Linked DNA regions of Mus musculus: region 2 is linked to region 1. The links are chromatin contacts, found by Hi-C or POLR2A ChIA-PET in ENCODE. All regions are on one chromosome and are shown on one strand. The core of a region is the stretch at or near the end of the contact, and the rest is flanking DNA. Distances in the headings are between cores, read along the strand shown.

The links. A loop is a pair of places that touch in the nucleus more often than their neighbours do. ChIA-PET counts read pairs that join two places held with the same protein, here RNA polymerase II (POLR2A).
Region 2: POLR2A ChIA-PET joins it to region 1 with 26 read pairs in Patski. The contact joins the enhancer-like site here to the promoter of Zim1 in region 1. A Hi-C loop is called at or near these places in 1 of 37 maps with a recorded cell type or tissue (Patski). POLR2A ChIA-PET finds 5 or more read pairs at or near these places in 1 of 5 experiments (Patski).

What each region holds. Positions count from the first base shown.
Region 1 is chr7:6,692,979-6,698,642 of GRCm38, reverse strand. It overlaps Zim1 (zinc finger, imprinted 1), which reads left to right and starts at 2,211. Exons shown (of 8, transcript NM_011769.4): 1 at 2,211-2,274; 2 at 2,871-2,993.
Region 2 is chr7:6,915,594-6,921,143 of GRCm38, reverse strand. All of the region lies in intron 2 of Usp29 (ubiquitin specific peptidase 29), which reads right to left. Among named protein-coding and RNA genes, the nearest start is that of Zim3, 58 kb to the left of the region's middle. Within about 2 kb of position 2,728, at least 1 of the 3 ENCODE cell types and tissues checked has a DNase peak (open chromatin) inside an H3K27ac peak, as active enhancers do.

The DNA.
Region 1 (5,664 bases), core at 962-3,461:
CCACTGGGATATGTTCAAGGTTGGCTAGGTGACACTACTTACATTTGACCAGCCAGGTGAACCGAGCCTGCTCTTATGTCTGGTGCTAACTGGTGGTGACCTAACCTAGGTTCTGGGTACAGCATTTCAGTCTTAGTTCCCCTTTCTGTTGATGTGATCAGTTACTCTGACCAAAGGAACTTAAAGGAGAAAGAGTTTATTTTATCTCAGAATTCAAGTATGTGGGAGCATCATAGGAGCATGGGGGTGGGAATCCAAAGCAGCAGGAGCCTGAAGCAGCTGGCCATATCACTGCCATGACGATGAGGATACAGAGAGTGCTGAATGCATGCAGTCCACTCTCTCCCTGACCTGAGAATGGTTCCACCCACAGTTATGATGGGTCTTACCTCCGATAACATAATCAAGATAATCACCCCACCCAGACAGGCTGCCCATCTTCCCAGTGATTCTAGATATTGCCAAGTTGACAACACTAACCATCTGAATGAGGGTGAGAGATTACTTTCTGTTTGTTTGTTTAGTGTGTGTGTGTGTATATGTGTCCTTGTGGAGGTCAGAGAACAATTTGTGGAACTCTTTTCTCTCCTTCCACAGCTGTGGGTCCTCAGATTGACCCCGTAGGGTTTCTGTGAAGAGACACCATGACCATGGCAAGTCTTATAAAGGAAAACATTTAGTTGGGGCTGGCTGACAGTTCAGAGGTTTAGTCTGTTGTCATTACGGTGGGACCCAAGGCATAGTGCTGAGAGGTACCTGAGAGTTCTACATCTGGATCTGCAGACAGCAAGAAGAGACTATGAGCCACTAGTCCTGGCTTGAGTTTCTGAAACCTCAAAGCCTGGCTGGAATGATGCTGTTCCTCCAACAAGGTCACACCTGCTCCAGTGATGCCACACCTTCTAAGATTCACTTCCTGTGAATCTATCGGGGCCATTTTCATTCAAACCTCCACACCAAGAGAATCAGTGAACAACCCGTTGACACTTAGGAGTCAGTGCTACCCACTTCATTCTGTTGGCTAAAGCAAACTTCCTGGAATAAGGAAGTTTGTATTCCACCTTCAGGAGAGAAATTGCATACCCTACAACAGAGGGTGTGAATATTACGAAGCATTAATGATGTATCTGCAGGGATAGTGGGCACATTTTTCTCCCCCTGACATACCTATAATCCTCAACACCCTATAATCCCTGTACAACAGTGGGAAGCTTAGCCCAGATCAGCGGTGAAGGGGATACCACTTGTAGAAGCCGAGGAGTCTTTCTACTAGCTGAGAAATACTCCCTGTACTGGCTAGTTTTGTGTCAACTTGACACAGCTGGAGTTATCACAGAGAAAGGAGCTTTAGTTGAGGAAATGCCTCCATGAGATCCAACTGTAAGGCTTTTTCTGAATTAGTGATCAAGGGAGAAAGGCCCCTTGTGGGTGGGACCATCTCTGGGCTGGTAGTCTTGGTTCTATAAGAGAGCAGCTGAGCAAGCCAGGGGAAGCAAGCCAGTTAAGAACATCCCTCCATGGCCTCTGCATCAGCTCCTGCTCCCTGACCTGCTTGAGTTCCAGTCCTGACTTCTTCAGTGATGAACAGCAATGTGGAAATGTAAGGTGAATAAACCCTTTCCTCCTCAACTGCTTCTTGGTCATGATGTTTGTGCAGGAATAGAAACCCTGACTAAGACGCTCCCCAAGTCTACGCTGTGACTTTAATGGTAAAGTAGGTCTAGAAGCAAAGAAGTGAAAACAGAAGAGTGCTGGTGACTCCGTCCAGTAATCCCAGCTCAGGGCAAGGGGATCCTGAGGTTGAGGTCTACATAGTGAAACCCTGTCCCAAACCAAACCAAACCACTCTACCTCAGCGTGTCATCACATAATCTTAAAAATCTTTCCCTTTTCTACCATCGGCCTCTATCAATTTAGAAATTTTACTACCGAAGGAAATTTTTCCACCAGGAGACGCAATTTCTCTATAGTACTAGAAGTGGAGCCACAGAAGGGCAGAGCGTCTGAGGAACGCTTATAGCGAGCGCATCTTGCTGGGGACTACATTTCCCACAGGTCCCAGCGCGCTGTGCCGGGTGCTGGGCGCTCCATAGCCTGGAGCCTCAGGCTGGACGGCGTGAGACCTTCTGGGACATGTAGTCCTGTGGGCGGTGCCCTAGAGCTGGGGACTTGGGTTTTGAAAGTCATCCCGCGGCATTCCACTCCGGGTGGCCGCAGGCTGCGGTGCCTGGAGGCGAGTGCGGACGGACGGATAACCAAGCGCGAGGACGAGAGGCAAGAACACGGGAGAGGACTGAGAGGGCAGGGTGTCTGCATGCTGGGTGGGTCCCCACCCTATCACAGCTCTGTAGAGGACAGTGGTCTGGGTAGGGGGTGTGCGAGGGAATAGTGTGGCACAGCTCTTAGACATACTTCTGCTACGTTATGGAGATTTGTGTAACTCCTATTTGGAGGGTTTGGTCCCTGCAATGTGTCAGCTTTCTTCCACAACTTTACGTTTATGGGTGGCTTAGTTTGTCTCGCCTGTGTGGTTGTAGTTGGTCCTAGCTGGGTTGTTTGAACACTGTAGACTCGAATTCTCTTCTTATGTGGGTGTGCGTGAGCTTGTGTTCTACTTTGTAACTGTATCTGTTTTTGTATACGGATGAGCTGTAGTTGTGAGTTTTGCCCAACTGCCTGACTGTGCTGATGTGGTCAAGTGTGATTATATGATCTTGTATTTGTGTGTTGGGAAATGTGTCTGTATTTGAGCCCGACTATGTGTCTCATTCTGTGGATCTACTAATATAGATTTTATGTAATAACACTGTGAGTGTGAATTTTTAAATTTAATTAATTAATTAATTTTGTGTGTTTGTATGTGTGTGTAGGTCTTTGGACAACTCACAACAGCCTGTTTTTTCCTACTATGTGGGTCCCAGCGATGGAACTCGAGTTATAAGGCTTGGCAGCAATCGCCTTTACCAGCTGAACCAGCTAGCTGGTCCCAGATTGTGAGTTCATAGTATGCCTGGCAGAGGGAGGTTGTGCAGATTTTAGGTTGTATTTGTATCTGTGGTATGGCGGGGAATGTGTTGGGATGGTTGAAGGAGTTGGGGCTCAATTCAACTGTGGATTTACATGGCCTGGGTTTGTATATAGTTCGTGAATTGCATCTTACTGATTTGTATGCAATTGATTCTATTCCATTGGGTTGTTTATGTGTATTTGAGTATTCATATGTGTTTGCTTATATGTAAGTAAGGGTGATAGTTTGTGCATATAGCATCTCGTCTAGGTGATCAATGAGTTTGGTCACTAACACATTGGTATGCTCTCTGGATAGCTATTAGCTAAACTTGTGGATATCCAAGGCAAGGTTGCAGCCAGGCCAGGCATTTCTCCCCTACCTAGTGGCCGGTGAGCAGTATGAAACCCTGGATAATTTCGACCCAAGCCCAGAAGACAGCCCCGAAGTCCCATTCAGGCAAATGTCCTGTTCTAGGACTGAGGTGTCGGGGTGGCTACTGTGCTGTGGAAGGGACCAAATAGAGGTGTCTTTGCTTTTTTTCTAGAATGTACCTGCTGGCTTTGGGGAACAGGGCAGACTATAGAGCCTGGTGAAGGGTAAGCAGGGATCCAGACTGGGAATTGAGTTTCTGAGCCACAGAGCAACCGAGTCTCTGGACGTCTTTAGACAGCAGTAGGAGAGGAGAGAAGATAAGAAATGGGGGAAACTAGAGTTGGCTCAGAGGAGGGCGTTGTGGTGTATTCTTCAGGACACAGAGCCAGGCATTACAAAGTAGGATCTAGAAGCCCTGGTGACATATTAGTCTAATGGACCAGGAGGAAATGATCCCAGACTTTAGACATATAAGCTGGGAGTCAGAGGAACCAGTTAGTCACTTGATTTGATGGACCTTAAAGGGATGATTTTAGAGAGACTCCAAGGGGGTTAGGCTATATAGGGAACAATGGGGGGGGGTTCAGAAGGTCTCTGGGGCTCCACACAGGGCATGTATGAAGGTTTCTGGATGAGAAGGGTGCTTTGAAAAGGCTTTGAACATCTGTAGCAAGGAAGTATGCATTAGTGGCCCAGTCGTGAGTGAGGGCAGGAAGCATCACTTTCATGGAGGTGAGTACTGCTGGACCCCAAGTGAGCCTGAGGTCAGCCTTAGAATCAAGCAGAAAGAGGTCTTCTGTCGAGAGGTGACAGAGGTGACTGGGAGCTCTAAAATGTTCTTCTGTAGATGTAGATGTGTCCCTGTCCACACCCACGTACGCTTCGTAAGGCCTGTGACACTTACAGATGGGTGCCAGCCTGACTGGGCAGTTTTCTCAGTTTCCTTGTCATACAGATGTGCAGATGGACTTGCGTCTGTGTGCTAGGGTGTCCTCTGACTTTCCCTAAAAGTGTGTTCTCAGCACCTAAATTGTGGTTGGAAAATCCCAAATTCGAGGCTATATCAGCATGTATGTGTGAGAATCTGCTATAGGTCTCGGTGTCTTAAAAACAAGCAAACAAGCAAACAAACAAACAAAGCAGCAAAGCAGAGGGTATGTTTGCCAATTCCATCGTTGCTGTTGTTGCTGTTGCTATTATTATTGTTGTTGATTTTATTATTCTTTGATACTTTCTCACATGTATATACTGTGCTTGTTTCTCCTCATGCCCCACCTTCTGATGTTTCCCCACCCCTGCACCCTCCTGCACCCCACCTTCCTTAAGAGGTCCCTTTTTTTTTATTTTATTTTATTTTATTTTATTTTTTTACATTTGTGCCTTTTTTCGTTTTGTGACTCACTGATTTTTAGCAGGGACGACTGTGTGTATGGCTGCAGGTTTGAAACAATCCCTGTTAGGCTCATCTTTTGGTACACAACTGAGACTGTTTCTCCCCCAGAATCTGTCAGTTACCAATAGTTCAGCAGGGAAGGAGAGGGGCCCGTGGACCTCTCCCTAATCTGTGATGGCTGCCGGCAAGCCCACGCTTGTTCAATGGCTACACATTCTTAAAAGTGCATCATTGTAAAAACAGCAGCGCATGCCTCTGTGAGTAGCAAAGTGCATGTCTATAAAAGGGATTGTCACTTGTTGGGGACATTGTATGTCTGGCCAGTCTGCCAAGGCCTAACCACAGGTTGGTACTGAGCCTTTATGCTTATTTCTAGGCAGAAACATCAAATTGTGTGGTTCATCAATGTGTCTCCAACAGTAGTTTGCTTTTCTCTGGAGGTCACAGCCACAGGGAAGGAGTGCTGGGAAAGAGCGTGTCCGTGTGTGACTCAGCTGGAGACCTTGGTGCTAGGGACATGGTGGGAGGGAAACTGAGGCCAGCTTGAAGGAAGAAACCCTAAAGCTCTGATAGCACTAAAATCGAAACCAGTGCGCAAGAGCTCATACTCCATCCTGGGCACGGTTCGATTACTTGATGTTCATGGAACATTAGATATTCTTATTTTTAAAAAGCATTCATTTTTAACTGTTACATGCTGTGTCTGTGTATGCGAGGGGGAGGTCTGGACTATATATAGTTAAAGTGCTCATAGCTGTCAGATCCTCTTAGAATTGGAGTTACAGGCAGTTGTGAGCCATCCGATGAGGATTCTGAGAACCACACCCAGGGCCTCTGCAAGAACAGTAGGTGTACTTTACCAGTCCTTGAATCCTCATATTTAATAGTT
Region 2 (5,550 bases), core at 1,479-3,978, 220 kb before region 1:
ACACTTCTGAATGTTTTCAATGCAGATCTTGTTGCATCTATGGAGATGGAATCTATGGCTTGACAGGTAGAATGGACTGGGAAAGAGAGGGTGTGTGTGTGGAGGGCACAACATCAAAGAGAGGTGGCTGGGTAAGGTGCAGGAAGCAGAGATCCAGAATTCAGAATTCAAGCAGAGTCCCTGTGAAGAGGGGAAGAGAAATCCAGGCTGGTGTGAGGAGCTTACTGGGTGAGGAGCTTGCCCCTGTGTTCTCAGACATATGGAAGAGCAAAGCGAACATCTTCAGCTCAGATGTCCGTGATGCCCCGAAAGGTGCATGCACATTATACAAAGACTCAGCATGCCCATAAAAGACATTTTCAATATCTATGTATGTGCATGTGTGCATGCTTGCAAACACCACGGCGCAGGCTCAGAATACACAGGAGAGCTTCTAGGTGTTAGTTTTCTCCTTCCACCATGTGGGTCCTGAAATCTTACTTAGATTAGCAGGCTTGGCAGCAAGTGTTTTCATCAACAGACCCATCTGGCCTCCCACTCCTCATTTTTCTTTCTTTTTTGAGGCAAGTCTCAATAGCTCAGGCTGGCTTCAGACATGCTAGATAGCTGAGGATAACTGTGAACTCCCGATCAACCTGCTTCTGCTTGGCTGGTGTTTGGATCACAGGTACTCACTACCGTTCAGGGTTTACGTAGTGTTAGGACTGAGCCCAGATCTCATGCCTGCTCTCACAGTATTATTGATCTTTATGTGTGGTTTTGTGTGGTCGCCTCATCTGAGAAGCAAGCATCTTTAATGAGGCATTGTGGGATTTCCTTTCACCTATACTGTGTTCCTGTTCTTGTGACAATACCAGCAGCAAAGAGTAAGTGCAAAATTAATATATTAATTTAACCAGGCCAGAGTGATGGCTTGGCCAGTAAAGACATTTGCCACCAAGGCTGACAGGCTGAGTTTGATTGCTTTAACCCACATGGATTGTAGAAGGAGAGAGAGAACTGACTCAAACAGTTGTCTTCTGACTCTCATATGCTTGCAATATATATATACTAATATAACTATCTACACCAGGTATAGCGGCCCATTACTGTAATCCTAGAACATGGAAATTCAGAGCAGGAAGATTGTCATACATTTGAGGTCAGTCTGGTCTATATAACAAGATCCTATCTCAGCAACAAGAATGGACTTATCTTTGTTAATCATTCATAATCTTTGAGTGTGAGGGACAGATAAATGGCTTAATCATGAATGAATAAAAAGAAGAACAAATAGCAATCACATTGCTGGTTCTTTGGGCCAGCTTGAGATTTCTGCCTGGGATGACAGAGACCAACACAGACCTGTACTCTCCCTGCCTTTCTGCAGAGGCCTTGTCTGGTGATGCATTTTAATTACATAAAAGTCTAAGGGCTGGAGTGTCAGGCTCTGTCTCCTTCTGATCTCTCATCTGGCCATATCTGTTTCTATGGAAACCACAGCAGACTGAGAAGAGAAGGTGGCTGCCACAAGACCAGGGAGAGGGGCAGAACCTGGAGTATTATAGGCTCTGGACTCAGGCTTATAGACACACAGGTGTATGTGTGGTGTGTGTGTGTGTGTGTGTGTGTGTGTGTGCGTATGTGTGTGTGGTGAAGTGGGTGTGATGTGTATGTGGGTATGTGTGTATGGGGGTATGTGTGTGTCTGTGGTGTGTGGTGTGGTATGTGTGGTGTGTGTGTGTATGGTGTGTGATATGTGTGTAGTGTGTGTGTATGTGGTGTGGTGTGTGTAGTGTGTGTGGTGTGTGGTATGTGTATGGTATGTGTGTGTGGTATATGGTGTGTGTGTGGGTGTGTGGTGTATGGTGTGTGTGGGAGGGTGTGTGTGTGTGGTGTGGTGTGTGTGTGTAGTATATGGTATGTATGTGGGGTGTGTATGTGTGGTATATGGTATGTGGTGTGTGTGGTGTGTGTGTGTGTGTGTGATGTGGTGTATGTGTGTGTGTTTGGTGTATGGTGTGTGTGTGTGTGTGTGTGTGTGTGTGTGTGTGTGTGTGTGTGTGCACATAGGCTCAAAGTGCCAACCTGGATTCACAGTGGAGATTCTGCAAAGGTTTAAGAGTACTGAAGCAAGTGTCCATTGACCAGAGGCTTGTGTCCCTCAGAACTTCTCATCTATTATGTAGAAAAGTCTCGAGGTCAGTGAGGCACTGGACGCGCCCAAATAAAGATGTCTAGCACATGGCTGCAGCCTAGCTGATTATGGTAGCCTCTAACCTGTCCTCATCCAGACTCACCATGGAAGTTGCTACTTGCTAAATATGTGGATCCCGTGGATCCCGGGTTACACCTCAGTAACATGTGCCTGGGGCCAGCAAGAGGGCTCAGCACATCAAGGCACTTGCCACCAAGCCTGATAGCCCGAGTTCAATCCCCAGATTGGAAGAAGAGAACCAATTCCTGCAAGTTGTCCCTTGAGTTCCACATGTATATTATGTGTGAACACACACACACACACACACACACACACACACACACACACGGCACATAGTAGGTCTTCCATATAGATAGCCTTGATGGAAAGGAAAAAAGGAAAGGGATGGAGGAAGAGAAAAGATTGGTGCTGCGGAGCCGCAGTGGGCTGGTGGCTTCCTATGAGCTTTAAGTTGTTACACTGTGGAGCAAGCTGCCAGTAGAGGGCACCCGCGATCATTCTTCAGTCTGCAAACTGGAAAGGAATGGATGGACAGAGACAGAAGCAAAGAACTTTATGGCTGAAGATTGTGTCCTTTTCCCGTGGAAGAGGAGAGGGGGACAGCCACGGGATCTAATCGTTTGTGTGTTGTGTCTTGTTTTCTTGGGGAGACCGTAGTAAAGGTCCACACACTCGCAGACTTCAGTGTAAACCTCTTTCCCCTCTGCCCAGGTCCTCCAGCATCCTGACTCCCAGCTGTCTGCTGTTTACAAGGGAGGCTTGGGGTACCATACGATGTCTGTGGGCCTCCAGAGTCACTCAGTGTCAACCGCAGCCAGAGCCACCTTGCTTTGACATAAGTCTGAACTGCTTGTTGTCAACTGGGGCTTCCTTCCACACTCAGGGTAAAATCCAAGCTGCTAAGAGGGGGCAGAGGGGAAAGAGGTTTACACTGAGGCCTTGGGTATGCCTCTAAATCCTGCCTTTATCAAACTACAGGCTCCGTTTCCAGCTTCTCAGCCTCCCCCCCAACTCTGGGGTTATTAAGATCAATCTGAGTGTTCCAGAATCTCACATACTGAAGACTCAATGCCTGTGCCTCCGAATGCTTTTGGAAAAGGGATATTGATCGATTGATTGATTGATTGATTTATATGAAAATGTTGGAGCCCATATGTGCCTTGGTGCACATTTGAAAGTCAGAGGACAGTTTGAGGGAGTCGGTTCTTTTCTTCCACAATGTGGGTTCTGGAGATCAAACTCAGGTGGACAGGCTTGGTGGCAAGTGCCTTTCTTTTTGGCCCATATTTATTCTCAAGACAGGGTCTTGTTATGTAGCCTGGTGTGGCTTTGACATCACAGCAATTCTCTGGTTTCAAGCTCCTGAGAGCTAGAATGACAGGCACGGCCACCATCGGTGTCACGCGCAGCTATAAACAGCCATCCTTTTATTTTTGCTATGCAGGAGACAGAGCCTAGGGCCTCCCTCACTGGTGGATTCCAGACATTCTGTGTCTCCAACCCTGGAGACAGGGTCTTTAACACAAACAAACATACACTTATTTATTTATTTATTTATGTGTCCCTGCGTGTGTGTTGCTTCGTGAATGACGCTGTAAATGTGGAGGTCAGAGGTCGGCTTACAGGAGTTAGTTCTCTCCTAACATATGGGTCCTGGGTCACTGAACTTGGGACATCAAACTTGGCACAAGGGGCTTTGTCTGCTGAGCTATCTTGGCAGCCCCGAGATAGAGTTGTAATAGATGTGATTAAGGCAAAATGAGAGGGGCTGGCCATCCATGTTTATAGCAAGGTTATTCACAAATAGCCAAATTACAAGAGTAATTTAGATGCCCATCAACCGACGAAAGGATAAAGAGAATGTAATAGGCAGCAGCATGTTCCCCCCCTACCCCCCCAGTGGTGCATTATTCAGGCATAAAGCATAAAATTATGTCATTTTCAGGAAAATCGATGGAGATCATTACGTTAAACAAAGAAGCCCCACTCAGAAAGACAAGTATTACGCGTTCTGTCTCAGACGCAGAACCTAAATCTTATCATATCTACAACGTGAGAACAAACAGGACAATGGAGGAAAGAAAGAGGCCACCAGGAGCAGTGAGAAAGGACGGGGACCGTGCAGAGGATCACGAGAAGCACACAATGACCCGTATATGGAAATGCTGTGCTGAAACCTGTTGCTTTTTTTGTCTTGTTATGTTGAGGCAGGGTTTCTCAGTAGGTAAGCTGCCTTGAAACTCACTCTGCAGACCAGGCTGGCCCCGAACTTAGAGGTCCACCTGCCTCTGCCTCCCGAGTGCTGGGACTAAAAGTGTGCGCCACCACCAATTGGCTGATACCTTTTTTTTTTTTTTTTTTTTGACTTTTTTTTTTTTTTTTTTTTTTGAGATATGACCTCACTTTGCAGCCCAACTGTCCTGAGCTGTATAATCCAAAACGCCCTTGAACCCATAACCATCTTTCTTTCTTCAGCATCCTGAGTTCAGAAATTACCAGGCATGAGTCACTACTTGAAATTTATTATTTCCTATGTCAAGTTAAAAAACAAAAACTTCAAGCTGGAGAGATGGGCCTGTGGGTAAGAGAGGGCGCCTGCTGCTCTTGCAGAGGACCCAACTACAGTTCCCAGCATCTATGTCAGTGGCTCAAAACAGCCTGTAACCCCAGCTCCAGCAGATCTGGAACCATTAGTATGTCTTTTTTCCAGATTGGGAAACTGAGGCATGGATTAAAACAAAACAAAACAAAACAAAACAAAACAAAACAAAAACAAAACCTACTGTTGCAAGGCTGTAGAGATGGCCCCATCAGTAGATGTCTGCCTTGCATGTGTAGGGCCAGACTCTTATTGAGTTTTGAGGAGCCAGACCCAGGTCCTCAGACTTGGACAGCAGGCGCTTTACCTACTGAGTGAGCTATTGCCCCAGGCCTCCGTTTCTTTGAATTCTAAACACCAAATGCTGCTCTTGGCTGTGAAGGTTCCCAGAACTAGATCAGAGCCTGATGGATGAACAGTAGGCAGACGCTCAGAGTGTAGCCATAATTAATGTCTGTTTTTTGTTGATGCAACTGTAAGAGACATTAGTAGTGGTGACTACTTTTTGAGTGTGAACTGCCTGGGCTCAAACACCAATTCTACGCAGGAGCTTTATCTTTAAGGGATGGACGTTATAAGTTTCAGATTCAGTGACCCTGTTTATCTCTGTACACACACACACACACACACACACACACACAGAGAGAGAGAGAGAGAGAGAGAGAGAGAGAGAGAGAGAGAGAGAGAGAGAGAGAGAGCAAAAGCACCGTGGGGTGCATGATGGTTTAAATTACTGTTATTGAGACGCGCAGTT